Regions from separate parts of the Homo sapiens genome. Here region 1 is linked to region 2. Evidence: chromatin loops called from intact Hi-C (ENCODE). Cell type or tissue: ascending aorta. All regions are shown on one strand. Links, peaks and the distances in the headings refer to the core of each region. The heading gives the core; the rest is flanking DNA. Region 1 overlaps GPR84-AS1 (GPR84, ZNF385A, ITGA5 and GTSF1 antisense RNA 1). Region 2 overlaps ZNF385A (zinc finger protein 385A).

Region 1 (15,218 bases), core at 3,582-11,581, 70 kb after region 2:
TCCTGGATCTTCATTAAGATCTGGAAACACTTTTCTCTAGTAATCTTAAAGCCCTGTTCTGTGTCATCTTTTTGCCTTTCCCCACTGGGGATGGGTCTGGGTGATTTCCCTTCTCACTTTAGGAGAACCTCAGTGGTCTGTTGTCCTCTTGGTGGGCAGTGCCTGCTAATCACAGTGATGGCAGAGCAGGAGGCAAGAGATTGAGTGTGCATGTTGGGCGGGGTAGGTGTTTGAGGGCAGGAAATCCAGAAAGCCACTCAGACAATGGCCTTTTCCGCACGCTTGGGTCCAGGCTGCAGGCTGCTGGATCCTGTCTGACCCTAACAGCAGCTCCTATTTTTCCCTCTGGTTAGCTTCCCACTCAATGCTCATTTCGGGGCATATAGGAGAGGCAGGATTCCTTTGGAGGAAAGGTATCCTGTTCATCAGCCCTTTTCCAGGTGACTGTTCGGGTTGACCACAAGGATTTGGGGGCTTAAGTAACCTTATCAAGCCTGGGACCACCCCACCCATGCCTAGTGTCCTCTTAAATGTAGCATTTGTTATGGCCTCCTACATGGTACAGCTGTAAGCACTTTGACATCTTAAGGGAATCATGATGCTCTTATTTTGGGCTAAGTTTGCCCCATTTTGTTCTCTGAATTGTCTGTTTGTATCCTATTAGACTGGAAACTTGAATGAAGCAAAGATTGTGTCTGTCAATTGGTACAGCCCCGGACTAGCATTAGGAAAATAATATGTCTTTTGATATTCAAGGTGACAAAATGATTACAATGAAGATAGAAGATCTTGGGAATGCTGGAATATATTTTTTCCTAGAAAAGTGGGGGTAGGTCACAGCTACCATGGCCACTTAAATGGGGGTAAAATGACCCTGAGGTCTCCAATCTCTCCCTTCTCCTGTACCTGGGAGAACCAGAAAGCTTCTTTCTAATACACCTTCTGCTTTAGTCATTTGGGTCTCAGTGTCTCAGTATTGTCTCACTAATGTGCCCATTTTGTCTTCAGCTTTGCTCCTGTGATTCCAGTGTCTGGAATGCACTGTCCTCTGTACTGGTCATCAAGGCCCATCCAAGCCCTGCATAAGCTTCCCCATCTCATTCTTTATTTTATTTTATTTTATTTATTCATTTTTTTTTTGAGACAGAGTCTCGCTCTGCTGCCCAGGCCCGAGTGCAGTGGCGCCATCTCGGCTCACTGCAAGCTCCGCTTCCCGGGTTCACGCCATTCTCCTGCCTCAGCCTCCCGAGTAGCTGGGATTACAGGCGCCCACCACCACGCCCGGCTAATTTTTTTGTATTTTTAATAGAGACGGGGTTTCACCGTGTTAGCCAGGCTGGTCTCGATCTCCTGACCTCATGATCCGCCTGCCTCGGCCTCCCAAAGTACTGGGATCACAGGTGTGAGCTACTGCGCCTGGCCTCTTTATTTTATTTTAAAATATTTATTTATTCATTTATTTATTTATTTGAGATGAAGTCTTGCTCTGTTACCCAGGCTGGAGTGCAGTGGCGTGATCTCGGCTCACTGCAACCTCTGCCTCCTAGGTTAAAGTGAATCTCTTGCCTCAGCCCCCTGAATAGCTGGGATTACAGGTGCCAACCACCATGCCTGGCTAATTTTTATATTTTTAGTAGAGACGGGGTTTTACCATGTTGGCCAGGCTGGTCTTGAACTCCTGACCTCAAGTGATCTGCCTGCCTCGGCTGCCGAAAGTGCTGGGATTACAGGTGTGAGCCACTGAGCCTGGACTTCCCCAGCTCATTCTAAATCTCAGCAATGTGCCACTATTCTGAAGTCCTAGGCTTATAGTCTGGAGTACATGGTCTAGCACTTAATTATCCAGTGTATTAATAAAGTCCTTGTATAATTTAGAAATTGAATACATTTGAATGCACCTATGATAGAAGCAACTCTAAATATTTTATGAAAGCATGTTCCATAGAATTTTTTTTTTTTTTTTTTAGACTGAGTCTCGCTCTGTTGTCCAGGCTGGAGTGCAATGACACGATCTTGGCTCACTGCAATGTCCGCCACCTGGGTTCAATGATTCTCCTGCCTCAGCCTCTTGAGTAGCTGGGATTATAGGCACGCGCCACCACCCCCAGCTAATTTTTGTATTTTTAGTAGAGACGGGGTTTCACCATGTTGGTCAGGCTGGTCTCGAACTCCTGACCTTGTGATCTGCCTGGCTCAGCCTCGCAAAGTGCTGGGATTACAGGCGTGAGCCACTGCGCCTGGCCAGAATTTTTAATGATAATGTTTGCTTTTTGTTAATGTGCTTTTATTTTATACAGGGAAGTCATCTGAAAAGACTTGAGTTTGAAAGTTGCCTCCCTTACTTAACAGATATGTAACCTTGGCAAGTTACTTAACCTCCTTGGGTCTCAATATCTTCACCTGTAAAATGGCAGTAATATCTTTCTCATAGATTTGTTGGGATAATTAAACTAATATACTATATGTATGGTTACAGTACTTGGTTATAAATATTAAAGCCTCATTCTGTCTGTTGATAAATCTGAAATCTATTTAAACTCTGATGTGCTCTCTGTAATGTTGTTTTTTGTTTTGTTTTTTTGAGATGGAGTCTCACTCTGTCGCCCAGGCTGGAGTGCAGTGGCGTGATCTTGGCTCACTGCAACCTCTGCCTCCTGGGTTTCAAGTGTTTCTCGTGCCTTAGCCTCCCGGGTAGCTGGGATTGAATGGAATGTATTTTATAGATCAAGTCTCAGCACAAACACTGATTCCTCCAAGAAGCATTCATTAATTCCCCACCCAGTACTCCTGATTTCACTAGTCACAGCATCTACCCCACTATATTGTATTTTCCTGTTTGTCTCTCCTTTTAGACTAAGTTCTGTGAGGTAAGGATCTTGTTTACTTCTGTTTTTCCACTGCCAAGTACGTTGCCTGGCTAAACAAATATTTGAATAAACTGAACCTGTTTTTAAAGCAATGGTAAACATAACACAGCAACATTACAAAACTAATTTCTGAATTGTGTGACATTGTTTTTTACAACGTAGTCTTCTAGCAAGATAGCGTTTCTTACTATCATGTTTTTAATTTGCATCTAATTATTGAATTGGATCCAGAGATGTGGTCCAATTACTTGTTAACTTTTGTCACCTGACCTGTCCCCACAAATTATATTTTATAAGTGTGGCAGAGACCACTCATTCTCATCATCCTGTCTCTTCTTCCTTTTAATAATATGACTCTGCTACCCTGCTATCCACACACTAAATCTTAGCAGGGTGCATGGCTGCCAGCTAGATACTACACTGTCCAGTCTGTCTTGCAATTACAGGTGGTCCCATAACTACGTTCTGGTCAATGGAATGTGAGTGAAGCAATGTGTGTAACTTCTGGGTCATGTCTTTAAAGAGGAAAAGTAGTTGCTCTCTCACTCTTTCATCCTTCTGCTTGCTATGACATGGTGACACATTAAGCAGCCACCATGGACCCAGAGATGCAAGCCTTTTCTACCAAAGACCATCTGCTCCATATATCTCTGTACTATTACTTTATTTGAAGTAAGAGGGTCACTATATTTGTGGGTTTCTTTGTTATAGCAGCATGGCTAACATCCTTTGAATGAAAATTAAGATAACCATATAATTCATTAAATCCCTTAGCCTACTCTGAAGAATGTTTTCAAGGAGTGCAAAAAAAAAAACCAAGTTTCAATGAAAATAGCGTTTACTGAAGTCACTTATTCAATGGCATTTTGTGAAAAACTATGAAATTTATTCTATCATGAGCATATTCAAAGTTCTTGTAGGTTTATAAACATACTAGCTCTTCTATTTAGCGTTACTTTTTATCATAACTTTGAAATCCCAGATAGATTATGTGGTAGCCTCCAAGATGGCCTCATTGACCCTCCTCTCTTGGTATTCATGCCCTTTGTGTTTTCTCTTCCTACACTGAATGATGGCTGGCCCATGTAACCAACACAATACTGTAGAAGTGACATGTGTAACTTCTAACATGAAATCATAAGAGACATTGCAGTTTCCACCATGGTCTCTCTCTTGGATCTCTTGCCAGCCACCAAGCAGCCCTATGGAGAGGCCAATGTGGAGAGAAACTGAGGCCTTCCACCAAAAGCCAGCACCAACTTGCTATCCATGTGAGTGAACCAGCTTGCAGTACAGAGTGGTCAACCCCAGTCAAGCTTTCAGATAACTACAAGCCTAGTTGACATCTTGACTACAACTTCAAGAGAGACATCAAGGCAGAACTGCTTCGCTAAACTGCTCTTGAATTCTTGACCCACAGAAACTGAGAGAGAGAATAAATATTTATTGTTGTTTCAAGTAACTACATCCTGGGGGTAACTTCTTATGTATAGATAATATATACCATAAATTTCTTGAAAGTAAGATTCATGTCTTACTTATTTTACCTCAAGTTATTATATCAACTACTCTCCCACCCCTAACCTAGGTGATTAGAGCATACTACAACATCTGATACATAAGAAGTGAAATGATATTCTCTTTGAAATTCAGCATAAGGCAACTCAATGAGAGAAAACAAGATATTAATTAGTCTGACTAGCTTTTCTTCCCTGAGGGCATTTAAGATTTCTCAGGGTGGAGGTGAGGACAAGTGGTAGAACTCAGTTCTCAGATGACTATTGTTACTTGTCATACTGGAATCTCCCCAAATTCTCTGTTCTCAATAGTTGAATATTTTCTTCAGCCTGGTTGTATATGAAAGCTCTGGTAAATGGAATGTTTCCAATATCCTATGGAAACTCACCTGGGCAAAGGAAGTGAATCAATGTCTGGAGGGAAAGTAAAGGCATTCCTCTCTTCACAGGATAAATTCAGGCACAGGTCCTTTACCAGGGACCAGGTGAACACTCAACAGGCAGGAAGAATTAACAGAGTCAGCCCATTGCAAATATAAAGGGGCAGGAAGAGACTCTAGTGAGAAAGGGCAGCTGCTGGTGGTGGCGGTGGTGGGGTTGGGTGGGCAGTGGAGCAGAGATCAGAGACATATCGGCCTTAGACCCAAAATTTATCTCTATATATTTAAAGATGGGATCTTACTCTGTTACTCAGGCTGAAGTGCAGTGGCCTGATCATAGCTCACTGCAACCTCAAACTCCTGGGCTCATACCATCCTCTCACTTAGGCCTCCTGAGTAGGTGGGACTACAGGCATGTGACACCATACCTGGCTAATTTTACTTTTTTTTTTTCTTTTTTTGAGATGGAGTTTCACTCTTGTCTTCCAGGCTGGAGTGCAATGACACGATCTTGGCTCACTGTAACCTCCACCTTTTGGGTTTAAGCCATTCTCCTGCCTCAGCCTCCAGAGTAGCTGAGATTACAGGCACCTGCCACCACGCCTGGCTAACTTGTGGATTTTTTTTTTTTTAAGTAGAGACGGGGTTTCACCATGTTGGTTGGGCTGGTCTTGAACTCCTGACCTCAGGTGATCCACCCACCTCAGCCTCCCAAAGTGCTGGGATTACAGGTGTGAGCTACCGCGCCCGGCCTAATTTTACTTTTTGTAGAGACAGGGCTCTTGCTATGTTGGCCAGGCTGGTCTTAAACTCCCAGCCTCAAGCAATCCTCCTGTCTTGGCCTTCCAAAGTGCTGGGATTACAGTTGTGAACCACTGCGCCTGGCTTTGATACATATTAATATAATGAATATTACCCAGATGAGCATCACTTTCTTTTTAAAATAGTAGTTTTAGATTCTTTTGGTTACAAGGCTGACTGGAGCCTCCAGCCTTCTCACTCTACAAAAGATTAGGAGATCTGGATCTCTGATATTCAAATCCCTGTAGTGGGTCCCCAGTGGTGGGAAACAGATAGTGGGAAAGGGACATTGGGAGCTCAGAACTTTCATTTTCCCACTCCTTTAGTACTCGGTTCCCTTAGCTCAGACATAGCTTATGTCTGGGGTCACATGGGGTTCTGTGGGTGCTAGACTGGTCAACTTCAACAAGGCAAAGTCATTACTTCTCAGAACTGAACAGCAGATGTTGGAGGAGGACAATATTCTAGATATCATCTAGCCCAATGTCCTCATTTTAAGCAAGGCCCAGAGAAAGGGAATGACTTGCCCAAGGTCATACAGCTGATGTGGGATAGAATTCAGGTGTCTTTATTCCAAGTCAGCTCTTTCCATCATGCCACATTTGCTTTCATTCAGTAGGATAAAATAACATACCATTTTATCCTACTGACTCCCAACTTCCAGTTCTGGGTTGGGAAGGGTCAATTTCCAGACTTTTCTTTTCCAAGGATAGGACGAAGAGACTTTGCTACTATTTTCAGGCAAAATAGAGCATTGCCCCCTTTCCCTGCCTCTCTTTCCTCTGTTGTTTTCAATGAGGAACTGAGTCTATTTCTCTACAGGCAGGAGGTCTCTCAAGTTCTGAGCTCCATTCAGTTTGTGGCAGGGAAGCTGATAGGTGCAATGCTGTGGGATGCCCTTCACCTTGGCAGGCTGATTGTACCCAACTGGTGGTCATGGCCTAGTGCCCATTGGCAGGCAGGGTGTCCACTCATGCATTAACTTGATGCCAGATGGCTGGCTGAATACCTATAGTGCATCTTGTCTGGTCTGCTGTTCCCGGTTTGTGTCACTTTTAGATTTGTGTATGTGTGAGAATTTTAGGAGGGTGGTCCCTCCATGGATTTAAGATACTGGCATTTCCAGATTGGCAGAAGGGAGGACACCTTACTGCCAACCTAGAATCTGTGCTGAATAGCACAGGACCTGGACTTCAGGAAAGTTCTTCAAATGTCTCTGTGATCTCTCTCTTCCCAACTTTCCCCCACTGTAGAGTTCTTGATGTCACTCCTCCCTACGTGGTATGTACCTCCGTCTCAGCCAAAGTGTCTAAGAATGGGAAGGCAGAGAAGTGAGGTATGTGTGGGTTAGGATGAGTGGACTGGGAAGCAGAAAAGGCACGCTGCTTACTCTTTCCCACAGACTTCAGAAGACTCTGGAAGCTATCTAGTGCCCTAAAATTTCCACTGCAGTCCCAGACAACCTTAGACTATATCTCCACCTACTGGACACCAAGGAGGTTGACAACACTGTCTCAGTTTTTTTCTTTAGAACTAGCATAGAGTCTAAAAAAACCTCATCAATACTCTACATTTATCCCAAGGTTAAATCATTCCCTCTCAGAATTTGTTGAAGCTATGGGGGCAGATTGACTGCCTTTTCAGGGAGACTGGGTACTAGGGAGACTTGGGTACAATTTCCCCCATACACTGCTTTCTCAAAAAAATCTGTTGGCCAGGTGCAGTGGCTCACAAGTGTAATCCCAGCACTTTAGGAGGCTGAGGTGGGTGGGTCTCCTGAGATCAGGAGTTCGAGACCAGCCTGGCCAACGTGGTGAAACCCGCTTCTCTACTAAAAATACAAAAACTAGCCAGGCGTGATAGCGCGTGCCTGTAATCCCAGCTACTCTGTTGGCTGAGGCAGGAGAAGTGCTCGAACCCGGGAGGCGGAGGTTGCAGTGAGCCGAGATTATGCCATTGCACTCCAGCCTGGGCGACAGAGCAAGACGCTGTCTCAAAAAAACAAAACAAAACAAAACAAAACAAAACAAAACAAAACAAAACAAAACAAAACACATCTCAGGGGTTAGATCAAGAGCCTCACTTCCTTGCTTCAGTTGCTCTGGATATAGGTTGGTTAAACTCTATTCACCTCCTATGCTCATAGACAGAAAACAGCAGGTAGGTGGGGTTAGATCAGAGGGTCCTTGTTAGCCTTAGGGCAAGGGGAAAGCAATCTTAAAGAATTGCCTTTTCCTCGTCTCTCTGTCTGCCACCTGACTCAGATATGGGAGACACTGGGGGTGTCCTCTACTGTTCTTTTCACATCCACCAGCAGTTCTCTTCCTATGCTCATTAGCAAAGACAATTCCATTAGAACCCATTAACAATCATTTTGTCCATGCTGAAACCATGGGCTAGCTATTCACCAAAGTCCCTGGGCTATATCTTCAGAAGTGAAGGTTGTATATAAGTAGTGACAGCTCTCAAATGAATCCTTTATTGGTGAAATGGGGACGATGTCAATACATATCCTCAAAATTGATCAGGGTGCACAATAATATCAATTTATGGAGGTTACAGCACTAGGAAAACAATTTACATCAGATCCAGAAATTTACTCTCCTTCTCCAGCTGAACATCTAACATGGTTAAGTAAGAAGCAGTCATTTCTTTTTTATTTTTTGGATGTCTGGTTTTCACTTAAAACATGCCCTTTAAATATCTTTCAAATTTTTGTTTTAAAGGGAAGGAGTCAAGAAGAAATTAAGACAATGTTGGGGATCATCTTATGCTACATACAGTTCATGTCATTTCTGTATTACGTATCTTCAGTTTATTCATTATAGTTAAGATATATTGAGTGTTTACCGTTAAAACTCTTAAAAACTGAGGCTGGGCGCGGTGGCTCACGCCTGTAATCCCAGCACTTTGGGAGGCTGAGGCGGGTGGATCATGAGGTCAGGAGATCAAGACCATCCTGGCTAACACGGTGAAATCCCATCTCTACTAAAAAAGTACAAAAAATTAGCCGGGCGTGGTGGCGGGCGCCTGTAGTCCCAGCTATTCGGGAGGCTGAGGCAGGAGAATGGCGTGAACCTGGGAGGCGGAGCTTGCAGTGAGCCGTGATTGTGCCCCTGCACTCCAGCCTGGGCAACAGTACAAGACTCCGTCTCAAAAAAATAAAAGCAAAAAAACAAAACTCTTAAAAACTTTAATGCATTTTTCCCACTTATACCTTTAAATGATCTTATGAGATAAATACTATACTTTTATTATCTTCATGTTCTTAATCACTACTATGCTTTTATTTTTATTTTGATACAGAGTCTTGCTTTGATGCCCAGGCTAGAGTGCAGTGGCATGATTTCAGCTCACTGCAATTTCTGCTTCCTGTGCTTAAGCGATTCTCCTGCTTCATCCTCCTGAGTAGATGGGATTACAGGCATCCGCCACCACGCCCGGCTAATTTTTGTATTTTTAGTAGAGACAGGGTTTCACCATGTTGGCTAGGCTGGTCTTGAACTCCTGACCTCAAGTGATCCACCCGCCTTGGCCTTCCAAAGTGCTGGGATTACAGGAATGAGCCACTTCGCCCAGCCCCTATACTCTTTACTTTGTGATTTGTGTGTAGATTTTTAAAGAACTTGGGTCCTTAAAAATTCAAATAGTATAATTATCTTCCTTCCTAATTTTAGTATTTTAGTATATTCCTAAAAGCCTTCATTCAATAATATGTGGTTTCAGAAACTATTGTGCATACGAATTAATATAAGGGGTACTGCTAAAAATAGATGCCTGTGTGCTGCTTCCAAATATTCTGATTCAGGAAACCTGGATCAAAGCCTAGGAATCTGCATTTTTAAAGCAAGCCCCTAAAATAATTGTGATGTAGGTGACAGTTGAACTATGCTTTGGGAAACACTGCCTTTGATTATGAATGGTATTATGGTAGGGCTGTAACTAAAACAAATCTTCGTGTGTCCATCTCATTTAATTGGCTCCACATAGCAACAGATACAACACTGGGGTTTCTATCGTTCTTGGCTAAGAACTAAACCCTGCTCATTCACTTATTTATTTATATATTCTGCAGCAAGGAGAGGTAGCCCTGGGGCCTGTCTGTTAAAAGCCCTTAGAAAAGAGGCTATTACATTAAAAAAAATTTTTTTTCCTTTCTCCTAACCTGAAACATCTCTGTGCAAAGGTTTGGTTAAGGCTGTACAATTTGACATGTTAGCCCTGGTGATTCTGCAGTTCTTCAAAGGAGAGGGCTGAGAAGCAGCTGTTATTTTTTTCTACCTTTTGACATGCACAATGCATGGGGCAGGGTAAGGGAGGAGAGTCAAGGGACTAAGCTGGAGTTAGTAAACAAGCTTTGAAGCACAATAAAAAAGCATATTGGCAGGGGAGAAATCAAGGGCTATGTAATACCACAGCATCCTCTGAAGACAGCAGCAGTCGCTCCTGGATCGTCTCTATTTTTGGGGAAATAACAACAACAAAACAGTACTGGCAAACTGTCCCTCCGCTAACATCTGAAGGTTTGTCTGAAAATGTTCTGAAAAGCAGTTCACACCGGAGAAGCAAGAGAATGAAGGGCAAGTCTTGAAGGAAAAAAAGAAATTAGGGCAAAAACTCAGCAAGTACCTCAAATAGCCCAGAGGAAGTTGCAGGGACTTAGCGGAAAGCTCCATTTAATCTCTGGCCCAGCTAACATAGCCTAGAGGACACTTTCAATGTACTTTTTTTTTTTTTTTGGTAACAAGCCTAGCTTTTGAGGTTGTGATGAGCCCTTCCAGCTCCTAGAATCAGTGATGGTTCTTTGAAGAATTTTTTCCCTGCTTAACTTCTGGGGACAGATTAACTAAAACCCCCAATTGGGAAATTAGGGAACTCCAAAGCTGCTCTGTGTGTTTAAAAAAACTACATTTGACTCAATATGGTCAGGGCAAAAACCCTTCCTTTTCTAGGTTACTTTCTCCTCCCACTGCTTCTCTCACCTCATCTGGATGGCCTCAGAGAATATTTTAAGGTTGACAGGAAAATTTTACAGAATGATCAAAAGTAAAGCAAGCCCTAGAAATGGTTGCATAATTTTCCTTTTCATTATAAAAATACTTTTTTTCAATTGAATAACTAAAAAACATGAAATTTTATTGTTGGACTGAACCTTACAGGTCATCTAGTTCAATTTGTTCATTTTATAGAAGACAGGATTAAGGCACAGAATGTTTAACTGACATTTCCAAGGTCACAGGGCTCATCTTAGACTCAATATGTTTGTCTGACTGCTAGTTCAATGTTACCTCTCAACTGCTTTCATAATCACTTTTTTTGAGACAGGGTTTCATTCTGTTGGCCAGGCTGGAGTGCAATAGTGCAATTATAGCTCACTGCAGCCTGAAACTCCTGGGCTCAAGGGATCCTCTCGCCTCAGTCTGTAGCTGGAACTATAGGCAAATGCCACCATGCCTGGCTAATTTTTAAATTTTTTTTTTTCTCGTGGAGACGGTCTCGCTATGTTGCTGAGGCTGGTCTTGAACTCCTGGCCTCAAGTGATTCTCCCACGCTGGCCACCTAAAGGGTTGTGATTACAGGCTTGAGCCACTGTGCCTGGGTATAACCACTTTTGTCAAGTAGGTTTGCCTGTCCATTTAGTACTCAACTACTATAGTAACAGTTTTTTTTTTTGTGGGGGTGGTTTGGGGGGTGGTTTGGCATATGGTACATATTTCTCTGAGCTTTGAAAATAACTAATTTCCTTCCAAAAAAAAAAAGAGAGACTTACCTCAATCTTTTTTTCTTCTTTTTTTTTTCTTTTATTATTATTATACTTTAAGTTTTAGGGTACATGTGCACAATGTGCAGGTTAGTTGCATATGTATACATGTGCCATGCTGGTGTGCTGCACCCATTAACTCATCATTTACTTCAATCTTATTATGAAAGTAAACATTCAAAAACCCCAACACACCCTAGAGCAAACTCTCAATGCTCCAGGTACTGATTATCCAGTTTCCTTTATTCTCTCTTCTGTGGACCATGTACTTGGATGTTTACATTAGTCAGTAGCTCTATAAAAAGTCTGATATTACATATGTTGTTGGACTGTGTGGCAGTTTCCTGATCTCTAGATTGTAGCTATGGTGCTATCTTCTTAAACTTAGTATTCCAGTGGTCATCAGAGGCTGTAGCTCCTTTGGTGAGTTAGTTCAGTAGTGTTCTGAGAGTCATTCCTAGAGGTCTCACATATAGCCTGCTCCTTCAGCTATTCAAATGATTTTGTAAGTACCTAATTTTCTATATTAAATTCCCTTTCTGCTTAAAATATCAAGAGTGGTTTCTGTTTCCTTCTAAACCCTGAAAGATACAAGCATTAAGAAGCTAATTACAACACAACTCAGTAAGTATTATTAAAAAAAGAGTGAACGGGCCAGGCGCGGTGGCTCATGCCTGTAATCCCAGCACTTACATGCCTGTAATCCCAGCACTCATGCCTGTAATCCCAGCGGAGGCCAAGGCAGGCGGACACAAGGTCAGGAGATCGAGACCATCCTGGCTAACATAGTGAAACCCCGTCTCTACTAAAAGTACAAAAAATTAGCCGGGTTTGGTGGCAGGTGCCTGTAGTCCCAGCTACTCGGGAGGCTGAGGCAGGAGAATGGCGTGAACTCGGGAGGTGGAGCTTGCAGTGAGCCGAGATCACACCACTGCACTCCAGCCTGGGCCACAGAGCGAGACTCCGTCTCAAAAAAAAAGAAAAAAAAAGTATGAATGGGGAAAAGTAGGAGCATAGAACAGGGAACTTGGAAAAATTACTCCAGAGGTAACATTTAAGTTGGAATTGAAGGTGGAATAGGAATATGCTAAGCAGAAAGGCATTGGGAAGGGGAGGGAACAAGTGCATTTCAGGAAACAAGATGTGCTGAGGTATGGTTATTAAAGACCACCATATATTAGAAAGACGGTGAGTTCGCCATGGCTAGACTATGAATAGGATGGGGAGAGATGAGGCTGTAGCAATCATAAAATACAGTGGGGTTAAGAGTGCTGCCTTTAGGGGTAGCAGACATGACTCCAGTTCTGGTTTCTCCATATAGTAACTAAACAACTCTGGTCAAATCTTGTAAGTTTGAGGACTTTCAGCTTCCTTATTTATCAAGGAAGGACTTGTATCTTTACTTGTAGGCACAGTATCCACTTTATTATGTGGAATTAAATGTGACATGCATATGAAGTACATTGTATAGTACTTGGTGCATACCAAGTGCTCATAAGCCTTTGCTATTACTCTTTTATTTATTTATTTATTTTAGCCAGGGCCTCACTCTGTTACCCATGCTGGAGTGCAATGGTGTGAACACAGGTCACTGTAGCTTCTAACTCCTGGGGTCAAGCCATCCTCCCGCCTCAGCCTTCCAAGTAGCTGAGACTACAGGTATTTGCCACTATGCTTGGCTAAATTTTTTTATTTTTAGTAGAGACAAGGTCTCTTTATGTTGCACAGGTTGGTTGTGAACTCCTGGGCTCAAGTGATCCTCCTGCCTCAGCCTCCCAAAGTGTTGGGATTACCAACATGAGCCACCATGCCCGGCCTGCTATTTACTATTACTGGGTAAATTAAGAACAATTAAATATCATGAAAGTTGTGCTATGGCAGGTGGAAGATAAACTGAATGAGGAAAACCTAGTGGCTAAAAGACTAGCTGCTGCAATAGTTCGGGCAAAGGTAATGATCTGAAATAGAGTAGTGGTGATGGAGATGCAACGAACTGGTTGGCTTCGGAAGTCATCTTTGGTATTTAAATGCCAGGATTTGGTGGCTAATTGAATGTGAGGGAATTCTGAAAAGACTGAGAGAACAGTAACATCATTAATCTGGATTAGTCATGTACAAGGAAGGGCGAGTCTAGGTGACAGCTGAAGCTCTAATTCCCTTCAAGTCCAAGGCCCCTTTGAGGAAGATGGCTCCAAGTAATTCATTTTTTTTGAGACTGATCTCCTTGCTCTGTCGCCCAGGCTGGAGTGCAGTCGCATGATCTGAGCTCACCGCAACTTCTGCCTCCTGGGTTCAAGTGATTTTCCTGTCTCAGCCTCTCGAGTAGCTGGGATTACAGGCGGGCACCATCATGCCTGGCTAATTTTTGCACTTTTTAGTAGAGATGGGGTTTCACCATGTTGGCCAGGCTGGTCTTGAACTCCTGACCTCAAGTGGTCCACCTGCCTCGGCCTCCCAAAGTGTTGGGATTACAGGCGTGAGCCACTGCGCCCAGTGCCCCAGCTAATTCTTTCATGAACAACATTGATATGACCACTATCACAAGCATCACAAGAAACAATCTGCTACTGTTGAATGCTTCAGGGAGCAGGACTAAAACGGACCACTGGTCCTGCAAATAGGGGATTGGGTGGTGATGATGGTAATAGAGTGGCCAGATTGCAATGGATTAAGGAGTAAGTGGGAATTTAAGACCAGGTATAGACAACTCTTTCAAAAAACTTGGCACCGAAGTCGTAATTGCTTCAGTGGGAGTGTGAAGGATTTTATGTATTTGTTTGGTCAGAATGCACACTCTTCTAGTGTGCAGAAGCTGGAAAGCTAAAGACTAAATTTCCCACATTCTCTTCTAGCTAGCTATCTTAAATCACTTCTGAATTAAGTTCTGCTAATCAGATGCACTAGTGTTTCACTTGGATTCTGAAGCCAGCAGGGGTTAAGACGGGGTGCAGGGCATCCATTTAGGGATGCTGACAGTGGCAGAGGTGGTTACTTCTTGGACTAGCAGCTGCAATGGCAGCTTCCTAACTATTGTAGAAGCTTCTTGAATGTAGTAGAAGCTTCCTAAATATAGTAGAAGCGGTAGCAGCTCCTTTAGCAGTCTTTTTTTTTTTTTTGAGACGGAGTTTCACTCTGTTGTCCAGGCTGGAGTGCAGCTCACTGCAACCTCTACCTCCTGGGTTCAAGCAATTCTCATGTCTCAGCCTCCTGAGTAGCTGGGATTACAGGCACCCACCACCACGCCTGGATAATTTTTGTGTATTTTTCGTAGAGACGGGGCTTCACCGTGTTGGTCAGGCTGGTCTTGAACTCCTGACCTCAGGTGATCCACTTGCCTCGGCCTCCCAAAGTGCTGGGATTACAGGTGTGAGCCACCGTGCCCGGCCTGATTAGCAGTTTCTTTTTTGAGGCAGGATCTCACTCTCTCACCCAGGCTGGAGTGCAGTAGTAAGATCTCGGTTTACTGAAACCTCCGTTTCCTGAGCTCAGGCAATCCTTCCATTTCAGCCTCTTGAGTAGCTGGGACTGCAGGCGCATGCCACCATACCCCAGCTAATTTTTGTATTTTTAGTGGAGACAGGGTTTCACTATGTTGCCCAGGTTGGTCTCCAACTCCTGGGCTCAAGCAATTTGCCCACCTTGGCCTCCCAAAGTGCTGGTATTACAGGTGTGAGCCACCACGACTGGCCTCCCTTAGCAGTCTTTAGGAATCATTTCTGGAAGTCCAGTCTAGAGTTTGTTTCTTCAGCCTTCCCCAGAATTCTGTGATCCATCCATTTGATGCCCTAGTAATAAGTCCTTTACTGCTTAATCTAGCTAGAATCGATTCTGTTCTCTGCAACCAAACCCTGATTAATATGGAGAACAGGGTATATATTTTAAAAAATAAACA
Region 2 (15,123 bases), core at 1-8,000:
AAAAAATAGCCAGCTGTGGTGATGTGCACCTGTAGTCCCAGCTACTGGGGAGGCTGAGGTGGGAGGATCATTTGAGTCTGGGAGGTCAAGACTACAGTGAGAAAGATTGTGCCACTATACTCCAGCCTGGGTGACACAGCAGGACGTTGTCTCTGAAAAATTAGAAAAACAAACTAACAGGCTGGGCGCAGTGGCTCATGCCTCTAATGCCAGCACTTTGGGAGGCCGAGGCAGGTGGATCATGAGGTCAGGTGTTCGAGACTAGCCTGGCCAACATAGTGAAACCCCGTCTCTACTAAAAATACAAAAAATTAGCTGGGCGTGGTGGCAGGCGCCTGTAATCCCAGGTACTTGGGAGGCTGAGGCAGGAGAATCGCTTGAACCTAGGAGGTAGAGGTTGCAATGAGTCGAGATGGTGCCACTGCACCTCAGCCCGGGCGACAGTGTGAGACTCCGTCTCAAAAACAAACAAACAAAAAACAAACAAAAAATACATCGCTGGGTGCAGTGGCTCACACCTGTAATCCCAGCACTTTGGCAGGCCAAGGCGGGCAGATCACTTGAGGTCAGGAGTTCAAGACCAGCCTGGCCAATATGATGAAACCCCGTCTCTACTAAAAATACAAAAAATTAGCTGGGTGTGGTGGCAGGCACCTGTAATGCCAGCTACTTGGGAGACTGAGGCAGGAGAATCTCTTGAACCTAGGAGGTGGAGGTTGCAGTGAGCCGAGATCGCGCCACTGCACTTCAGCCCAGGTGACAGTGCGAGACTCCGTCTCAAAAACAAACAAAAAACAAACAAAAAATACATGGCTGGGTGCAGTGGCTCACACCTGTAATCCCAGCACTTTGGGAGACCAAGGCGGGCAGATCACTTGAGGTCAAGAGTTCGAGACCAGCCTGGCCAATATGATGAAACCCCGTCTCTACTAAAAATACAAAAATTAGCCAGGCGTGGTGGTGCGCACCTGTAATCCTGGCTACTTGGGAGGCTGAGACAGGAGAATCGCTTGAACCCAGGAGGCGGAGGTTGCAGTGAGCCGAGGTTGCACCACTGCACCCCAGCCTGGGCAACAGAGCAAAAACTCTTTCTCAAAAAACAAAACAAAACAAAACAAAACAACCCAGAATGATATATCAGAGGCTTAGAGAAAAGGAGCATACTATTAAGTAGGAGGTGAGGAAAGGGTTCACAGAGAGGTTACTGAGCTGCATTCTGAATGATGAACAGGAGAGTTTTTTGGGAGATAAGTAGAGGGACATTCTAGACAAAGAGAACAGTATGTGTAGAGGCGCAGAGGTTCAGGTAGAAGCCAACAAAGGGCATGAGGTAGAGAACAACAGAGAAGAGCTTGGAGAGTTGAGCAGGCAGGGTCAAGGGGGACCTTGTGTATCGTGCTAAGGAGCTGGTTTCATGCTGAAGGAGTTGGTGAGATTTGCACTTAGATTGCTGTGAGTAAAGAATGAAGGCGTGCAGCCTGGGAGTGAGCGAAATGGGTAAAGAGGCACTAGTTCAGACGAGAGATAGAATGGCCCTAAGTTAGGGCCAGACCACCTGTACAACTGCATAGGGCCTTGCAGTTTGAAGGGCCTGGTGCTTGGTTAAATGCTCGTCAATCACTGTTTTTAAATTCTTAATACTATACTTTTTGAATAAGGGGCTCTGCTTTTTCATTTTGCACTGGGTCCCACAAATTATGGAGCCAGTCCTGGTTAGGGCAGTGGTTGTGGGAATGGAGGAATGATAAGGATCCATAGGTTGTTAGGAGGTCAAATAGGACTTATTTAGTGATTCATTGGATGAAGAGTTAGGAAGAAGGAGGAACTAGGATAACTTTCTGTTTTCCAGACAGATGGTGGTGCTCTTAATAAGATAGGAAATGTGGGAGGAGGAGCAGGCTTAGGGAAAGGGGTAAATAATGAATTCAGTTTTAAACTAGCAGACTTGAAGTACTTGTGGGGTCTGCTAGGATCCCAGACTCTCTAACCCCAATTTCTTCCAGTCCCTATCTCCTTCCCCACATGTGACCCAGCCCCTGCTTTTCTCTACCCACTCTTCTATAGGGCCTCTCTTGTCCCGCATCCTTCTGAATCCTCCCACCCCTTTTAAAGCTAGATTTACCTGGAAACAAACATGCAAACAAACACCAAAACACTCCTTATTGGGTTCCAATTCTGAACCCACAGTGAACACCCTCCTTTCAGCCTCACAGTTGACAAACCCAGGAGTCCCCCATTCCCCTCTCTTTCCTGTTTAACAGACATCATCCCAACTTCCCTCCTCCTTTCTTCTGCAAGACTGGGAAGTGGGTAGAGTGGGGGAAGTGAGCAGAGATGAAAGTCGGGAGGAACTCACATAGATTCTGGGTTTTGGTTTGGGCTTTTTTGTTTGAACTTCCTGCCTCTCAGTAGGGATAGAGGGGGTCAGGATTACTGGCTGCTCTTGGGAGTGTATGGTTGAACCACATTTTGGAGATAACGGAGAAACCATTTTCCTCACATACCATGTGAGAGACAGCTGAACAGTGTTTCCCTGTTCCACAGACCATTTAGGGGCCAGTTGAGAAGGTATTCCAGTATATCTGTAAATGGCACAGTCTCAGTTCTTCAGTCTTGGATACATGAGATCTTAATGAACCTTTGAAAGACTCAAGTCTCCTTATTTTGAAGACTGTGACACTGAGGTCCAGAGAGGGCAAGGACTGACTCAAGGTCACTATTTATGTGGGGCCAGAGCCTAGAGCTCAGATCCCCAGTCTCTGCCCCCCGTTTCTTCCTGTGCCTTGAGTCTCGCTGGCGTGGGTTTCCCACCAGACACACAAAAGCCTGGATTCTTTTCTTTGTCTGAGACTGAGTCTAGACCCATCTGCGTGGAATCTCGAAACACATTACAGGAGCGGCTTAGCCTCGGGCTTAGACTCCTTTTCCGGGTCGTTGGCGCCGCCTTGTGGAGTTGTGGCAAATTCTCAACAGCTGCAGCTGCAGTCCCAGACTTGGACTAGAAATGATCCCCCAGGCCAAGTTTACACGAGCTGGACGAGAGTGGGCGTGGGTGGGATGGGGAGCCTCTGCTCACTCTGCACAAGCCTCATATTTTGCCTCCCCCACCCCCGATTTCCGTTTCCCTCCTCCTTCTCGCTCCCTTTCCTCTTTCTGTGCCGGTCCCATACAGATACATTTAACGACAGAATTGCTCCCAAAACAGCGGGCAAAGACAGAGTCTGAGTCTAGGGGCGGAGGGCAGAACAAATTCAGACTTTATTGTCAGGGAGAGGAAAAAGGGGAGGACCGTGGGTGGGGGGCCTGGGTTGCTACATTGTCAAGCAGAAAGAGTTGATGGGAAGGGGAAGACCAGTGTAGGCCAGACCCCTCCCGGGTCGGCGGCTGAAGGGTTGACGATACGGAAACCACGGAGTCGGGGGTGGGGGAGAGGTGTCACACCCCCGCCCGAGTTGTGCAGTGGAGGTGACTGGTGGGAGGGGACAGCCATGAGGTCTAGGAACTTGGATCGGGGAGGCTACAGACTCGGCGAATCCTGCGAAGGGGAAGGGCGGGGGCGAGGCTTCTATTGCTTTTTGCTCACAGTTTTGCGGAAGGCGAGGCGGGGGTGGGCTTGGACTGGACACCCCTTGCCCCCCTCGGTACCCCTTGGGCGATGGGTGCTGGTGAAAAGAATGGAACCCGGACTAGGGAGGAAGAAGGCGAGGGAAAGGTCTATGGTGGCATCTCCTTGGTCCCACCCAAGTGCCGGAGATGCCCCCAAGTGCTGCCCCCTGCAATGGGCCCGGCTAGACCTGGGGCTAGGGCATGGTGCGGGGCGGGCACAGTGAGGTTGCAGGCGGTAAAACCAAAGTGCTTATGAGGGACCCAGGATCCCGCCTGCTCCCCTCCCCCTACGGAGGACGGGGGTGTTCACGGAAGCGCTTCAGTTTGGGGTAGGGAGCCGGAGTCCCAGAGTCCGCTTATTGCCAAGAAAATCCATTTCTGTCCCCCCCGGACCCCGACCATGGCTTGTGAACCCCGTTTTGTGCTAGGTTTGGGGGGAAGGGCTGGATGGACATGGCTTTTGGGAGGGGGGGTGTCTCCAAGGGGGCTCGGGGGTGAGACGGCCCCCCCTTTTCTAGGGGAGAGGGAAAGGCAGGGGGCGGGGTTCCCTGAGATCTGGGGTGTTCCCCCCCTTCTGAAGCCCCCCTCCCCCGCTACCCCTCCCCTTTCCTGGAACCCCGTATCTCGGGGTGGGGGGGGGGAAGGAGAGATCATTTAGGGAGTGCCGGGAGGAGGGGCGGGCTGGGAGCCCGGACGCCTGGGTCCCGGCTGGAGGTGGGGAGTTGAATGGGAGGGGTTCAGGGTTGAGGTCAGTACGGGGAGAAGAGGATGGGTCCGTGCGCAGTTCGGATGGGTCCGGGGGCCGGGTGAAGCAGAGGGTGAGTGATCGGCGGTCCCTGGAGAAGAGGTGCGGCTGGAGCCGGGCGCAGGGACAGCGGCGAGCCTGCTGCCGCTGCCATCACTGCAGCCACCGCCAGGGGGCTGGGGAGCAGGCCGCCCGCCAGGGACTTGGGCAGCTCCTTGGAGAAAGTCAGCGTGCCCTGAAGCGGGCGAAAGGCGGAGGAAGAGAAGTCACCCGGCGGTCCTGCAAACCCCACCTCTCCCTGGGCAAAGCCCGCGTCCCTCTCTCCTCCCCGCCCGCGCCCTCCCACTGCTGAATTCCCAGCATCCAGGCCTCACCGCCAGCTCCCCGGCGCCCCTAGACTTCTTGTGACGGCTCAGTAGTGGGTTGGGCTTCCCGGCCACGCCGTCTCGGTGCCGCCGGCTGGAGATGTGCTGCGGGGGCCAGTGGATAGGGGGCTGTGAGCTCCCGGAAAGGGGCAACAGCGAGGGAGTATAATCAAGCTCCAAGCACCGGCCCCCTCCCATCTGGCCCCCTGGGGAAAACTCTGAAGAAGGGCCTTTACTCAAGCTCCTTGCTCCCCTTCCCCACTTAGCGGGTGGAGCGTCCCAGAATTCCTGGGAAGGGCCTTAGACCCACCTGTTTCAGTTGGACCTCCGAGTTGACCTTGACATTGCAGATCTCACAGTGGAAAGTTCGGTCCTGGGCAGGAGCCTCTGGTTCCCCCGGGGTGGGAGGCCCCAGCCGAGGGTAAGCTTTGATGGGCCCGAGCCCACTTCGGGCCTCCAGAATTGTCTTGTGCTTAGTACCTGGAGCCCAGAGAGGGCAGGAGGTAAGGGGTGGAAGAAAAATTATCCAGGCCTACTGGGCCTCAGAATGCACATTCCCAGGTACAATATGAGGGGGAAGAGGGTGGGCACAGTGTGGGTTCTTTCTAACTAAGCTCCTTGGGACCCTCCCAAAGAGGTGGATCAGGAGAGAGTCATAGGTAAAGGAGTAAGATGGAGGGAGGAGCTGAGGAAGTAAAGGGCTAAGGAACAGGGGAGATGGCTGGAGAAGGAGACAGGCAGATAGGCTGATAGGTCTTAGATGGTCTAGGGATGTTGGAAGCCAGGGGCATTAGGATGTAGAGGCAGGGGTGGCCTGAGGACAGGAGAGTCTGGGTGGGGGCAGGGGAGTCCATACCTTTGTTATGTGCCTCAAGCTGGGACAGGGAGTTCACAGCCACCTTGCACAGAGCACAGTAGAGCAGCCGCTTGGCTTTCTCCTCCTCTTCCTTGCTACCCCCAGGCAAGGAAGCCGGGGCTGGAGTCCCCCCTTCACCCTTGGTTACACCCTGACCAGTCTCCGGAATGCTGGGAGGGGATGGGGAGCCAGGCTGTTTCTCTGGGGATCCTGGGGCTGGCCCCAGTCCATTCTCCATGGAAACTGTTGTTGGGGGAGAAACATGGGGATCACCCTAGATGGCTCTTGGAGAAGACTCTTCATGTGGAAGAGACCCCCCCCATTTCCTGGAGGGCAAGGGACCAGGAGTCCCCACCCTGTTACAACATGCATGCTCTCATGCCCTGGTCCAGAGCCAGATGTGGTCCAGCTGCCGCAGGCTGGGTGTGAAACTCCAATGCTTGGCTCATTCTCCATTAGCTGGGAATGGCCAAGGGGTCCAGCCTCACCAGCCTACCTTCAGGGTGAAGCTGGCAGCCAGCCCAGCCAGGGGGAGAGGCATGCAACAAGGATATACCCCTCAGTGGCCTGCCAGCCAGTCTGGGCTTCCTGCCAGGACAGCCCCTTCCTGGAGTCTTGCCCAGCCCCCAGGAAGTACACGAAAGAGCCCTAGGAAGGGGCAGAGGCAGGGTGAGGAAAGGTCTGGAGAGATAAACACAGGCATGGCAAAAGGGAAATAGAAACATCAGAACCGGAGAGGGAAGAAACAGGGATGTAGGCTGCTCTATAATTCATGGCTTGATTAAAGATGCACAGGCCCTAGGCCTCAGTGCTGGGTTCTGGCCTCTGTACAGGGGAAACTCTAGCGCTCCCATTCTTGCTCCAGCAGCTGATCCAGTTTCCGGGTCATGGCGAGGCTGGCAGTGGGGGTGGGGAGCTTGTGGGAGGGGAACTCCTCACCCCTCCAGGTACCCATTTGCTTGTTCATCCTATGTCCTTCCCCTTATTTCTCTTACTTTTTTCTGACATTCTTCACCTCCATCCCAATCCAGACAGCACATCCACATCTCAGTCTGGACAGGACTTCATGGTTTATAAAGCACGGCAGGTATAGTTATCCTGCCTATATCCTCAGAGATACTGTAGGAATTAAATGAGGTAATATGTGTAAAGTGCTATTCAAGAAATGTTAGCTATCACCATCATCATCATCATCCTCTTCCTCTCCATCTTACAGAGATGTTAACAAACTAAGATGATCAGGCTAAGAAGCAGCCAAAGTACAATTAGAACTCAGCTTCCCGTGGCCGGGGACGGTGGCTCATGCCTGTGATCCCAGCATTTTGGGAGGCTGAGGTGGGCAGATCACTTGAGGTCAGGAGTTTGAGACCAGCTTGGGCAACATGGTGAAACCCTTTCTATACTAAAAATACAAAAATTACCCGGGTGTGGTGGCAGGTGCCTGTAATCCCAGCTACTCAGGAGGCTGAGGCAGGAGAATCGCTTGAACCTGGGAGGTGGAGGTTGCAGTGAGCTGAGATTGTGCCACTGCACTCTAGCCTGGGCGACAGAGTGAGACTCTGTCTCAAAAAACAAACAAACAAAAAACAGAACTCAGTTCCCCCACCTGCCCGCCTGCCCACTCACTCTGACTGTGCATCCCTGAGGGGGTTCTGTGTGTGTGTGTGTGTGTGTGTGTGTGTGTGTGTGTGTGTGTATTGAGAATGGGGTCCTGGTTTCCAAGCTGGTAGTACAGATGTTTGTTTCTCATTCTTCTTAGGGTGGGGCAGGAAGGACAGGCAAGTATAAGGATGGAGATGTTAGGTCTCTCTGGAATTGGCCATGATTGACATCCGATGTGGTAATCCCAGGATGGGGGTGGCTCATCATATCTTCCTGTCTCAATATTCCTGCTTTCCAATTTCTTGGCTGCAAGTATGACTGAGGATGGTCACCAGCCATGAGGGAAAAGGAATCTTGTAAACTTGGAAAAGACCTCAAAGATCTTAGTCTCACTCCTCTATTTCCCAGAAAAAAAAAAAAAAAACTCTGACTAGGGAGGTCAAAAGGTCTACTACTACCCAAGATCATCCAGGGAGTTTCCTGGGTTTCTTGCACTCTCTGTCTTCCCCGAGGGGAGCCCCAGTAGGGCAGGAACTCAGATATTCTGATTCCCTTCCCTGCCCCTCTCCCTAAGATGAAAAGGCATCTCTCTGGATTTGGTGGTTCTCTTTTTCTTGGGGATGTTTGCCAGGTGGCCTCACCCTAGCCCCTCTCTGAGTCACTGGGCTGTGGGGAGGACAGACAGTGGGGACTCTGTTGAGAGGAGCTGTGGTGGGGGTAAGGGTGACAGGATGGAAATTTTACATCACTGTGCCTGGCTCCAGGACTCACCTTGGGTGGGGGTGGGGGTATAGGGACTGAGGAAGAGAGAGATGGAAGCAGAGGACAGTTCTGGAAAAGGGGGAGAGAATAGAGAAGACAGAGATCAGTTGAAGAATATGCGGGGATTCAGACACACCTGGACGGGGTGCTACACCATCCCCATTTGTTGGGGTGCTGCCTGGGGGAGCTGGGTCTCCAGGTTCTCGGACGCCAGGCTCCCTGCCTCTGGTCTTGGCAGCCTCAATGCCTTTGACTCGTCGGGCGTGGCGATTACCTTTGTAGTGCGCCTCAGCCTGGCTCTTTAGGGATGGAGGAAGAAAATGGAATCTGAGATCACCTTTCATCTGACCGATCTCCCCACAGAGCTCCCTCAAGTCCTGGGGTGATCTCAGCAGGCTGCAGTGAATTTTTCTGTACACCAGTGAGATGTAAAGCCCCATACCAATAAGTCCTGGTTATTCCTGGGGCTCAGACTAGCTTCTCAAGCTTGAGTCCCTGGGAACCTAGGTCCCCACCTAGTTCAGACTCCACCCTACCACCACACCCAGGGCCTGGCTGCTGACTCAGACCCCCACCTAGTCCTGGTAGAGACAGGGGGACCACAAACCTATGGAAGAGTTCTAAATGGGGAGAGGCCTAGCAATCCAGTCAGTCAGCATCCTCTTAGACCCCAAGGCTATGTGCCCAAGTCCTCTGCCCCTAGGATCCAGCCTTTGCTGCTTTCACCCTGAGGCTGGAAGTCCCAGGATCCCTGATGCCTGGGCTCTGTCCTGACTACTTCCCCTTGGGTCTCATTTTCCCTGAAGCCTCTGTGGACACCCTGGAGGACCCTGGCCCCGAGCCCAGCTCTGGGGACAGAAAACAGCAGTGGAGACAGCTGTCAAAACAGAACCATTTGATGGGGGAGGGGAGGGTAGGGCAAAAAGTGGGAAGGGCTATCTGCTGTTGGCTCCCTGCCCCTCTAGTCTTCCACCATCCACCAGTGAGTGGAGCCAGGGTTGATAGACAGGATGCCTGGGGTCCAAGCTAAAGCAGAGGCCTGATGCTGGGTTAGTCCTGTCTTCCCTTCCCCACCCTGCTCCACTCCCATGTATACCCCTGCTAAGAATGTACCATCCTGGAGGCACAGGGTCACCCAGACAAGGGCAGAAATAAAAGGTGTGGATAGGCAGGAAAAGAAGATTGACAGCCCAGGGGTAAAGTAGCAGTGTGCAGAGCCCAGTAGTATGGAGTGTGTGTGTGTGTGTGTGTCTCTGTACTGGGTAGAGAAACAGAACATGCTTTTATTTTCCCCTACTCAGCAGAACGAGGCTCTGCTGTTTTTCTCCAAAAGCTCTCAGGGCCTGCACCCCACAAAGTCCCCTCTAGAGCCACACACACTCCACAGAGTCCCAGTGGAGCCTCAGAGGGAGGAAATCTGGGAGGCTGAACATCTGGGTTTTGGGTTTGGGGTAGCTTCTCCCCAGGGGAAAGCCCCATGGGATAAGAGTAGGGGCCAGGCCTTGTGTGTGATTTGGAGGGAGGAGAGTAGAAATGGGGTGGAGAGAGAAGGAAGCCAGAAAGTTAGAGCGAAGTGGGTGGGCCAAGGAGGAGTTTAGCAGAGGCCAAAGAGGACAGAGGCTCTGTGGGGGAGCCAATGACCTAACTCTGCCCCATACCCAAGAACCAGTGGGCCAGAGGCCACACTCCTGCTCAGACACTGATGGCCACCTATGTTCCAAGAAGCTCTGAACCACGGATGCCCAAGTCTCAAGGGAGGGAGAGGTCAACTTTAGAGGACTGATCTACTTCATGTCAAAATACACAGCAACTTCTTGTGTCTCTCCAGTGCCTTCCACAAGACCCTGCCCCTCCTGCGGTATCCCCATTCCCTGCTCTTTGCCTAATATCCCCTTAATCCCTGCCCCTCAACCAGAGTAAGTGTTCTCACCCAGCCTCTGCCCTCCCTCAAGTTCCCCTGCTGCCCCTGCCCCACCCACTGGGTAGATGAGCAGCTTGGCTTCTTACCTGAGAATTGAAGCGGATTTGACAGATATTACAGGAAATGACGGGCCGCTTGGTCTTGAGCAAGGGTCCCCCAAAAGTGTGGGAGAGCACAGCCTTCTGCACAGGGTCCATCTGTGGAGGCAGGCTGGGGTGAGCCGGGAACCCTAGCGCAACTCATGTCCAGCATTCCCCCAACACAGATATCTGTGTTGAACCAAGGTCCCCAGACCCCTTCTATCCCTTAATATGCCTGAGGGATCTGAGCCTCAGTCTTCTGATTCTCTCTTAGCCCAATCTTCATAGCACTGAAAGGGACCTGATCGATAACTGGCCCAATGCTCCCATTTTACAGGACATAGAAGTGGTTTGCCCAACGTCACACCATGAGTTAATAGCAGATCTGGTATCTGAACCTGGATTCCTGCCTTGGTCCATCATACCATGAACATACAACTGTGTCACCTTGACTTATCTCCTACAGTGAAGCCAATCCACCAGAGGCCTCTGACATGAAGTCCCAAAGCACCCTAGATCCTAGGGCCTTCAGCTGAAGCCTCTGAGCCCTTTGGGCCTCCACTCTGGGGTAAGACTATCACCAAGCCCAGCCTCTAGTCCCAGGAGACAGATGTTCCCAGCCTCCCAACTCTGGATCCCTGGTCGCCCTAACACACACACTCTCTGGACCTCTTAAGGGCAGCAACTTCTAGAGGGAGTAAAAGAACTCAGGAGAGAGTAGGAGCTCTAGTGAATCATGGGGACTAAATGGGGGGACCTAAGCAGCTGGGCTGGCCCGAGGCAGCCCAGGGATCTTCTGAACCTTTTCTCCCTGATCATCAGGGTTTCTAGGGCAGAGCTGTGGGGCTGGGCGGGATTAGGAACCATCCCTGTCCCCACCCTGGGTCAGCAGACGTCTTTGCAGTCTCCTGCCAAGAGTTCACATGAGTAAGGGAGAGGACGGGAGTTTCTCTGAGGCTTTCTGCTATCAGGGGATGAAAACCAGGGGCTCAGAGGTGTGAAAACTGCCTCCCTCAACAGTTCTCCTCCCTTTTGGCCTCTAGGCAGCTAGGGAGAGGAAAGCCTGGAATGCAGCTGAGACTGAAGATTGGGGGATGGCTGGGCTCTCTCATAAGAATGGGACTGAATTAGGACAAAACCTTATCTTCTGGGTGGAGGGATCAAGTGAAAAATAGTTGCTGGGGACTTGGGGTCCTTATCTCCTCAGCCGAGCCCATCTCTGTGACAGGTCTTTAGGGTTTCCAATGAGACACTGGTGAGAGAACAAGAAGTGGGGGAAAGTAGTAAGAGTCTGGAAAGCCCTGTCCTCTGGACTCTCCTTTCCTCTCACCAGTAGTTTCACTGGCTGGGTGGGGTTAATGTCAGGAAATGGGCTTTCGTATCCCTGTGAAATAGATGGTGGCCTCATCCACTCTCCATTTGGGTAGTGCTGAAGGCAGGGACCAGGACTGGGTTCAGACAACTGGTCTGACTGACAAGTGTCAATCTCTTGGCCTACTCTTGGTTGGAAAGAAGCCTCTCTAAGGGCTCACTTTTTTTTACCTCAGCTTCCCAGAAGCCCCAGTCACATCCAGGGAAAAGCCAAACAGGAGAACGGGTGTGTCTGTGTGTGTTAGGCAGGCTGTGATCAATCTGTGCATGGGTGGAGTGTGAATAAGTGTCATGTACTGTGCGTACATCATTTATATATCAACATTTCTGCGTCGGGGGCTTTGATGGCACCATGAATGGTCAGGTGGTGTAATCTTCAGCTGTGTGTTTATCTGTGTAAATGTATGATGTGTTTGGCAGAAAGAAAGACAGACCAAGTTGGAGACAGTCTTTAATCAGAAAGGGGAGACAGACTGCTGCTCTCAGTTCCCAGTCTCCAGGCCTTAATCCTTCCTATTTAGAGACCCCCAACTCTGTTCCAGAGTTCTCCTCAGCCCTGGGCTTCCTCACATGCTGGGTGGGGAATGGGAATTCAAACAGAAACTCAAGTTGGGCCAGGAAACCCAAGTTGGATGAAAACAGTAGGGAGAGAGGAGTGGGATGGAAGGGGGAAGCAGAGTCTCCTAGTTCTGCCTATGCTCTGCCCCATCATGCCAGCCTGCTCTCCAGAGGGGCTGAGGACACAGTACCCCGAGGATGACTTGTGGACTGGCCACCCCAACATCCATACCATGAGAATGGTTCCTGCCCTACCTGGGTCCTTCCTCCAGGGTGAGAACCTTAGCTTTTGCACAACCCCCTCCCCTGGTTTAAGTCCATAAACACCAACTAGGAGTGGGAGTGGGGAGTGGGGAAGAGGGCAGCAGTGGAGTCAGGTGGGTGCTTCCCACCCTCCTCCAGGAACTAAGGAGACACCAGGATGAAAGTGAGGACTCCTGGGCCCAATCCCTGTGCAGGTGGAATGTGAGCCACTGAAGTGCTGCTCCAGGCCAAGGTCAGGAGGCCCCGGTGACCTAGATGAGGGCTCCCTGGGGAGGGGTGAAAGCCAGCACCTCCCAGAGCCCATCTCACTCCAGAGCTTCTTCCCTGGGATGCTGGCTTGGACACGGCCTCGAAAGGTCCATAAAACAGTCCCCTCCCACCTGCCCTCCAACAGTAGACATGAAGGGGAACCGCTCCCTGACGCTGGGGCAAAATGAATCAGGAAGGGCAAGGGAGAGGGAAGGTGGAAACCAGATCAGGAACAGGAGGGGTGCTATGATTATATTTCCTTCCATTGCCCTTTATCTGATGGAACTGCTGCCCCTTGTGTGAGCATCCCACTTCCCCACCCACCAAAATTAAGACGAAAAGGGAAAGGTGGTGGAATCTCAGGGATGGGAAGACCTGAGGAAGGACTGAGATAGGAAAGAGAGGGAGCTAGGGGGTATCTAGAGAGCAGGTGCAAGCTGGTGGGGGAGGGATGCTGGGAAGGGGCTGGGGCTGGAGAGGAGGGATCTGATCAGTGTGGTCATTGGAGGGCAGGTGTAGGACCTGACAGGAAGTCTGAAGATTTGGGGGACTCCAAGAATGTGGGAAGCAGAGGTCAGGGTATCCAGTGTGGTGGCAGTAGTCTGGGGGCATGAGCTGGGATCCCGAGATTGGTTAGGGCCGCGCCGATGTGGGGGATGGGCCGGACAGCCCGAGGACTAGGCAGAGGGAGCGGTAGCCAGCCCCGCAGGGGCGGGCGGGGACGGGGTGGGGGTGCGCTGCGGCAGCCGCGGGAGTCAGGGAGAGAGGAGGGGCCGGGTGGCTTACCCTGCGAGACCCTGGGGGCCGCGGCTCCATGGCCCGGGGTGGCGGACCCGGGCTGGGGGGCCGCGCCTGGCCGGGCCGGGCAGGCCAGGGACGCGGCGCTCGTTGCCCGGGCGGCTCGGGGCTGTGCGGCCCGGCCGGCGGGGAGAAGGGGAGGCGGCGCTGGCCCGGGCCGGAGCCCGCCCCGGAGGCGGGGCCGAGGACGGGGGCGGGGACAGGGACAGGGACAGGGACAGGGAGCTGAAGAGGAATGAAAGGGGGCTAGGGCGGAAAGAGGGAGATGTCCATTATCCAGACACTCCTAGGAAAGAGCTTGTTCTGAAGAGAAGGAGCCGCTTGGCCCCGCGGCAGGGGCATTGACCAGATGACCTCGTTGCCTCCACTGGGGCTCCTTCTTGGGTCCAGGGTCCCCACCAACTCAGACATTTCTCCTTTCTTTCACCCCTTTTGCCCCACCTTCCCTAGATCCCCTGCTGACAGTCTGTCTTCAGAGTCCCCAGACGACCCTTCCCCAGCTTCCTCTGCAAACGGCGGCCCCTATGCTGCTACCTTTTTACAAGTCACTTCCCTCCCTAGGGATGGGAAACTGAACCCGGGTACCCAGGTGTCAGGCACTGCTCTCTCAGAGACTCCTCCAAATCATGGAGCTGAGGGCACCCAGGGCAAAAGCGACCTCAGACTGGGGATGTCGTTCCTAACTTCTTCCCACCTCCTACCCGCGCCCGCCACCTGCCGGAGAACCAGGCTCCCTGAAAGCCCACGCTTCGTGCACCTGCTGCCCTCTGGCGGTTCAGTGGGGGCAGCACTGGGGGACCAGAGGCTGTAGGGCCTAGCAGCCCACTCCCCCAGACACCTCGTTCTGTCTAGACAGGTCCTGGGATTCCCAGTATTTCATCTCTAGGTCTCATCTTCTCCCATCCCACCTAAGGCAGAGACATTAGTGAAGCAGGGGACTGGATCTAGAGAGAGGGTGGCTTTGGGAAACAGTGAGGGACGTCCAAGGGCAGAGGGAAGCAGTGGAGTGAGTGGGAGGAGAACGAGGGGAGACAGTAATTCTAGAAGAGGTCTAAGGAGTAGGAACTGCCCAAGTAGGAGAGAGCACTGGAGGTGCCAGTCCACTGGGAAAGAGAGACTCTGTCATGAATAATAATATCACCACCACCATCTAATGTTGATTGAGCCCTTGCAATGTGCCAGCTTCTGTACTGAGCTCTTTGCATGGATTATCTAATTTAATCTTCACAACCACTATTTGAAGTAAGTACTATTATTATCTTCATTTTATAGAGGAGGGAACTGAGGTTTAGAGAGGTTAAATAATTTGCCCAAGGTCATAAGCTAGTAAGTGACTGAACTGGGATTTGAATTTAAACCTGGGCAGTCTGACTCCAAAGCCACGTACTTAACTGCTGCACAGTACTTCCAAAGGCCTGTCTGCAGCTTTTCTGCAGTCCTCATTCCCCTGCAGAATTTGACAGTATTGATGCAGCCCGCCACACTCTCTCCCTTGGCTTCTCCAACTCTACAGGAACATATTTCCCTCCCCACCCGCTCCAGTGGCTTTTCCATTCCTTTTGCTGAAGCCTCTTCCTGTTCCCACTGCCTAATTCTGCACGTTCCCGAAGGCTAAGGCCTTGACCATCCTAAGTTTCTCTCTTTACTCCTCTTTTAAATAAAAACAATAGCAATAGCATAATAATCATAGCAGCTAACACTGATTGAGCACTTAGTTTGTGCTAGGCATTATGATTATGTAATATGATCTCACAACCTTGTGAGCTGGTGTTAATACTATCCCATTCTCAGCCTGGGCAACATGGCGAAACTCCATCTCTACTAAAAATACAAAAATTGGCCGGGCGCAGTGGCTCATGCTTGTAATCCCAGCACTTTGGGAGGCTGAGTCGGGCGGATCACAAGGTCAAGAGATTGAGACCATCCTGGCCAACATGGTGAAGCCC

The links. Peaks named below come from ENCODE experiments on the same cell type or tissue, not always from the same donor. Only the 100,000 strongest peaks of a DNase experiment are listed, where the experiment ranks them.
Region 1: a loop joins it to region 2, with 6 times the contacts of the local background. A loop is called at or near these places in 13 of 110 quality-filtered maps.

Annotation. Positions count from the first base shown.
Region 1 is chr12:54,432,776-54,447,993 of GRCh38, forward strand. The region is part of intron 3 of GPR84-AS1 (GPR84, ZNF385A, ITGA5 and GTSF1 antisense RNA 1); the gene reads left to right. Among named protein-coding and RNA genes, the nearest start is that of ITGA5, 21 kb to the left of the region's middle. In ascending aorta, for the core only: a CTCF peak has its summit at 7,053 (motif pointing left); a DNase peak (open chromatin) is centred at 6,921; H3K4me3 peaks cover 597 bases; H3K27ac peaks cover 813 bases.
Region 2 is chr12:54,365,901-54,381,023 of GRCh38, forward strand. ZNF385A (zinc finger protein 385A) reads right to left here. Exons shown (of 7, transcript NM_015481.3): 2 at 9,944-10,054; 3 at 8,073-8,235; 4 at 5,573-5,815; 5 at 5,027-5,196; 6 at 4,726-4,821; 7 at 3,236-4,586. The coding sequence ends at 4,356. The region is part of intron 1 of GPR84-AS1 (GPR84, ZNF385A, ITGA5 and GTSF1 antisense RNA 1); the gene reads left to right. Among named protein-coding and RNA genes, the nearest start is that of GPR84, 9.0 kb to the left of the region's middle. In ascending aorta, for the core only: CTCF peaks have their summits at 2,955 (motif pointing left) and 4,518 (motif pointing right); DNase peaks (open chromatin) are centred at 2,941, 3,540 and 4,651; H3K4me3 peaks cover 2,702 bases; H3K27ac peaks cover 4,186 bases.